Regions from separate parts of the Mus musculus genome. Here region 1 is linked to region 2. Evidence: chromatin loops called from intact Hi-C (ENCODE). Cell type or tissue: heart. All regions are shown on one strand. Links, peaks and the distances in the headings refer to the core of each region. The heading gives the core; the rest is flanking DNA. Region 1 overlaps Gm33582 (a long non-coding RNA gene). Region 2 has its middle 6.2 kb from the start of Cdadc1.

What was found. Peaks named below come from ENCODE experiments on the same cell type or tissue, not always from the same donor. Only the 100,000 strongest peaks of a DNase experiment are listed, where the experiment ranks them.
Region 1: it touches region 2 in a loop (2.7-fold over the local background); 3 of 42 quality-filtered maps call a loop at or near these places.

What each region holds. Positions count from the first base shown.
Region 1 is chr14:60,173,955-60,176,761 of GRCm38, reverse strand. It overlaps Gm33582 (a long non-coding RNA gene), which reads right to left. Exons shown (of 3, transcript XR_874667.3): 1 at 2,597-2,807. Among named protein-coding and RNA genes, the nearest start is that of Gm33582, 3.7 kb to the right of the region's middle. In heart, for the core only: no CTCF peak of the experiment used is centred there; no DNase peak of the experiment used is centred there; H3K27ac peaks cover 1,406 bases; H3K27me3 peaks cover 1,202 bases.
Region 2 is chr14:59,602,799-59,605,605 of GRCm38, reverse strand. No RefSeq gene overlaps it. Among named protein-coding and RNA genes, the nearest start is that of Cdadc1, 6.2 kb to the right of the region's middle. In heart, for the core only: a CTCF peak has its summit at 1,402 (motif pointing right); no DNase peak of the experiment used is centred there; H3K27me3 peaks cover 357 bases.

The sequences.
Region 1 (2,807 bases), core at 233-2,732, 570 kb before region 2:
TTTTCACCACCTGGGGCCCAAGTGCTCTGGCTTACTCTAAGGACAGAGTAGCGCAGGGTTTCACTGCGGTCAGAAGCTGCAGGGGCCTCGGTGGGACTTGCAACACAGCTTCTCAACACAGCCTCTCCAACCATTCACTGTAGATGCCTTTGTTGTGTAATGTACTTAGGGAACATGACCCCAGCACACAGATACTCTGTCGCTACAGCACTTGATAGGTGACCCAGAGCTTAGATAATGCAAAACTAGAGGAGACTTCCAAAACGATGCCCGTCTTTCATTTCAGGCCCCTTTGAAAGGAGTCTGGGTAGATCTTTGATGAGCGTTCAAGGTTAGGGTTTGGAGCTGAAGTCCCTTGTCAAGTTTATGGTTTTGTCTGTCTTGAGATAATAGACATATAAAAATAAACGACCTTTACATTGAGCAATGTGAGGGAGTAACATGGGCAATATCAGGACACCGCAACATTCGTCTTGAGCAGAATCCTTTCCTGAAAAGGTCACCAGGCAAAATATCAAGTCAAGGCGGTGGAGAGTCCCAGGGGCATCAGGGAGCAATCAGAGGGACAGCCTAGGTACCAGAGGGAAGGAAATGTGTGCTTTCCAAAGCAGTGCCAAGGGTACAAGGCTTTGTGAAGAAAGAAACACCCTTGGATGGGGAGAGCGCAGAGTGCTAGTTCTTTGGAGATGATGGGAGATTGAGAGATTTAGCTTTGATCATATTGCATCTGAAGTGCCTGCTGGAGAACCTAGTAGGGATGTTTAGTAGAGACTAGCTCATGAGCCTGAGTTCACAGCCAGAGACCTGACTTTCAGGTGCTTCCCAGGATGCCTCCATGGGTCCCTTCCTGCAGGCGCACAGGGCCTCCTCCTGGGAGAGGCCTGCTTTAATGTTCTGCAGTTGTTAAGCTTTGGGTCTTGATTTCTGCGCAAGGTGCATGGCATCTCGCTGGGTTCCAAAAATTATATAAGTAATACCAGAGGAATCAGAAGGTGTCCTGAGCACTTCACTATTTTCAAATTGGAGGCTCTTAGAGGCAACAGAAAGGTTTTGGAACCGGGTGTGAAGCAGTTCGGGGAGTCAGGAATGTCGCCAAAAGCTCCAGAAAGAACCTGGGCATTGATGCTTGACTCTTCCGTGGAGGTCACCGATGACCTTGGAAGAGCTGCTATTGTGTAACTGTGGGGAGAGATATCTGTTAGTGGGAGTGCAAGAGAGGATTAGAAGACCGGGCTTGGAAACAGACTGTTCATGGTACCCTTTTAGGCTATGCTTTGCAGCTAATGGAGGGAGAAGCAAATGGAGTGGTTCCCATAGAAGTAAGAGAGAGAATGCACTGTTTGAAGACTGACTATGCAGTCCAACCGCAACAGGAAGGATATCCCAGACAGGGGCTTCTCAGTGGTCTGTGGCATGAGCCACAGTGGGAAGCAGGGCTCAGAGCAGAGCTGTTTAGAGGCAGATGTGGGGGTGTGGAGGATAAAATGTGAGACTTGACAACACAGGTCTATTTCGAACACATAAGTCATGGATGGGTGAGAGGTCGGGTGGAGACCTGGGTAAAAGGCCTGACGATTGTGTACTCCCATACAATATTAGTGATGTGATCTTCAAAGACTCCCACTGTTTCTCATTTTTCTGCAAACTAGCAGGTCTGATGGCTAACAGTCCTTTGAGAGCAGATGCCAAACAGCCAAACTAGCTGTTTAGCAAAGCAGTTCCACCTGGGGTCATTATTTCTGGCGAGAGAGCTTTAGGCTCCCATTTTGCTCAGGGTGCCCTGTTGTACTTTTCTCAGTTCTTCTCCACAGTGATCTCTTACTTATCAAGTGATGGGGATCCAAAGCCCAGTTGTCTGTGACAGGCTGTAGCCTGAGGTCCTGGATATACAACGACCACCTTCTGTGTGCCAGACACTTCAGGGATCTGGAGACAGGGCCCTGAACAGGATAGGTGTTCTCTGGATAGAGCCCAATGACTAGGGATAAGCACAAAGCACACTTGCTCTTGGTGGCTCTCAGCTTGTACCCAGCCTGGGGCCTACATGCACAGGCAAAGGACACAGGTGAACAGGGAGGCGAAGCAGAGAGTGTGTACAGGTGTGCAGGCAGTGGCGGCTGGGAGCGAGGATGGGAAGGAAGGGGGAGCTGTTCTCTGGGGACTGCAACATCCTTGTTCGCTAGGGAAGACGAGTCTTCCCTATCATTGAGTTTCTGAATTTGGTGTCATAAAAGTTTGGCAATAAAGAGCAGGCAGGCAGCGAGCATAGTGCTGATACCTTTAATAAGTTTAAATACGGGACCTGCATGGCTACAAGTCCTACTGAAAATGCTCTTGCAGGGCTGTTCCAACATTTTTACCCAACCCTTCCATCTCTATTGTGGTGATTATTATTCTTCGGGTTGCTGTACCCCCTTGCTGTCTTTAAATATCTTTTAGGGGTTTTTAACCCCATTTCAGACCATATTGCTCCCAGATAAAAGACACAGAAACCTTTAGATTTATAATCTTAAATACGCTAAAGCAGAGCGGATATCAACCCTCTACGCTATTTCGTCTACTTCCCTGTGGAAGTGATTTCTGAGACATCACTTACTATGGTCTACTTGGGCTGCTCCACTCCATCGGGCCAGCCCCCGTGCCATGCACTGGAGATCCACCTGCCCCATGGTGACTTTCTTCTTTCCTTCTCCTTCTTCTTCTCTTTCTGTGACCCCAAGCATAAGAACTTTTGCTCTGCCTCCCTCCCTCCTGCCTAGCTCAGGCTGCAGGCATCTTTATTAACCAATTAGGATAACTTTCGGGCA
Region 2 (2,807 bases), core at 96-2,595:
TAATTGAGGAGCTAAGAGGGGCTAAAGAACATGACCATGGTGCAGCTGATTGGACGTGTGACGTCATCTTCTGACATAGTTATTGAGAAGGAGCAGGGGTAAGCAATGAGTATCCATAAAGAGCCATAGACGTCAGAAAACCCACAGCAGAGATAAACAAAGAGACCACAGCCAGGAGAGAAAACACTGGAAACCTGAGAGCGGTTACTATATGGGAAGCCTAAATGCAGGGTAGACAATAAGAGGAAGAGAAGTGTGAAGAGAGGATGTCTGTGGTTGCCACACTTTAGTTCAGATCTAAGACACACAGTGGGACTTACATGCCTCAGCATATTTCCTGAAAGAAAAATCTTATTTCAGAGAAGTAATTGATCTGTCCAAACAACTGGTGACAAGTGACTTTTATACCTCTACACTAACCTGATACGTGAGACGCTTCTGGAATTTGGTAGTTTTTTTAAAAAATTAGCTAAACTCTAAAGACCGTGAAAAATGTAAAAGTGGACAGCAGATTTAGGGGGAAATATGTTCTTGGATGAATATAGATTTTGGTGGGAAGGGGAAATAGAACACATGGTATAATGAATTTGTTTGCTCATGCTGCATTGAAAGACAAATTGCCACATCCTCAAGTCCTGAGCCAGAGCCCTGCTATGGTGGCTGGTGCATTACATATCAGCAAATGCTTGTTTTGTACTAACTAGTCAATAACTCTCTCTCACGAGAGTCTCTGGTCAGCCAACTGCTTATGCCTGGAGAGTTCATTCAGAGTTCTGTAAGAGTTCTCTGTGGTCCAACTCTCCTACTGTTCCTTCCCCACAACAAAAGGCATTTCCAGCATTTCCTGGGTCTACATTTTTCTCCAAAGAATTATCATCAAAGATCACCAGGCTCTGTTTCAGAGAGCAACCTACTGTGTGCTCAAAACCGTTGCAAGGTTTAAGGGCTCACAGCATCTTACTTGTCAAGCTACCGTAAGGTAATTCAATTATATCCAAGGAAGAAGACAACTTCTCTTTATTGAGCACTGTCTTGTTTTACCTTACATGAATCCGACACTTGGGAATAGTAAACATTTCAGGCCTACACTTCTTGTTCAATGTTCTTTGGCTCCAAGGAGATTTTATCGTCTGGTGGTGCTGGGAATAGAGCCAGTGGCCTTGAGAGTGCTAAGCAAGCATTCTGCTTCTGAGATACATTCCTGGCCCAGGGAGTATTTTCAAAATGCATGTGCCTCTGCCCTTGTGTCAGAGGGTAATGACAAACAGTTAGGCTTGTATTCCCCAAGAATCAAAAGTGTGTGAACTATGCCTAGCTCTTAAGCTACATTAGGGGACTAAACCAAGGATTCATTTCTGGGCTTCTGGGAACAAAAAACAATCACTGTAGTCTCAGCACCAGTAGAGGGCAGCATGCCCTATACCAACCTAATTCACAAACTTCACTTCTGTGACCCAATGTCTTACTCAGTCCTGAAGTGTTCAGGGTCAAGCGCTCGCTCACATTAGCAGGTAAGAACTGCAAACAGTTATACCCCTAATAGAGCACTGACTTCTCATAGAGGATCACCCTAGATGGTACAATTTTTAAAAATTCACTTTGCAGGTAATTTTATAAGCTAAGTTTCTGAGAAACACATTTGCACAACATGGTTATCTATGCATGAAGTTGAGCTGTCACATTTTAAATCACACCCAATTTGTGGTCTTCTAAATACATGGGAATCTGTGATGGACTAAAGTGTCCTGAAAGTGTCATGCCTGTGATGGAGATTTTGCAGCCTGACCTACAGAAACCTGTGCTTGTGGGAGGCTGAATGTTGTAGACCTGGAGCCTGGGCTATCTCCGGCTATCATTGATTCCCTCAATAGACATTTGTTACCCATCTTAGTCAAAAGACACAACATCCTTCTGATTTTCAGGTAAAAACGTTGGAATGTATTACGTAGACACTATCTTCCACTAGCCTGAAAGTTAAGAATGTCATGACACAGTGTCTAAAACCTACAGCAGACATCCCCTGCTTTGCTATAACCTGCCTACCTGATGACCCACCCCAAAATTCAGCAAATGATTTTGATTTATGTCGTTCTTTTAATCTGTGATCGTGTAATACAAATTCATGTAATCACTTCTAAAGTGGAATATGTCATGAGTCCCAGTCTGCATTGCTGGGAGAGATAGCCACTCATATACGGCACAGAATCAGCCTTATACTCCCTTTGGAAGCACCTGGCTTTGTCTACAAGCAAGAACTACCAGTTTACCCATTCTTGGTTCTGTGTTAGAAACAACTGAGCATGCTCCATTTGAATCATTAAAACACCTGGTGGGTTATATGCGCTGAGAGATACACGGGCACATACACACACATACATGCACGCGCACACGCACTCACTCACCCACGAAGGCATACATATACACAATTTGGCTAGTACATGTCAGAATTACCTGGAGAGCTGCTTGATAGATCCAGGTTTGGAGCATGAAGGAGATGAGTCCAAGCGTACTGTATCAGACACGTGTCTAGTGGAAAAGGCTCACTAGTACGCACAGAGCTGCTGCTGTGCAGTGCAGGAATTGGGGCTGGGGACGGGGAGGCTGGTAGGGATGGGTGAGGAAAGAGAAAGCTGGGTATGTGGAGGAATATTCTTCATGGCTCTTCACCTCTCTTTCAGTCCTGAATGGGGTGGTCTCAGGGTGCTTTCTCTCTTAGAAACATGCCCTGGACTGGGGAAGACAGGAGGGAATGGACTCACATAGCATGGAGTGAGTTTCTCTCTCTCTCTCTCTCTCTCTCTCTCTCT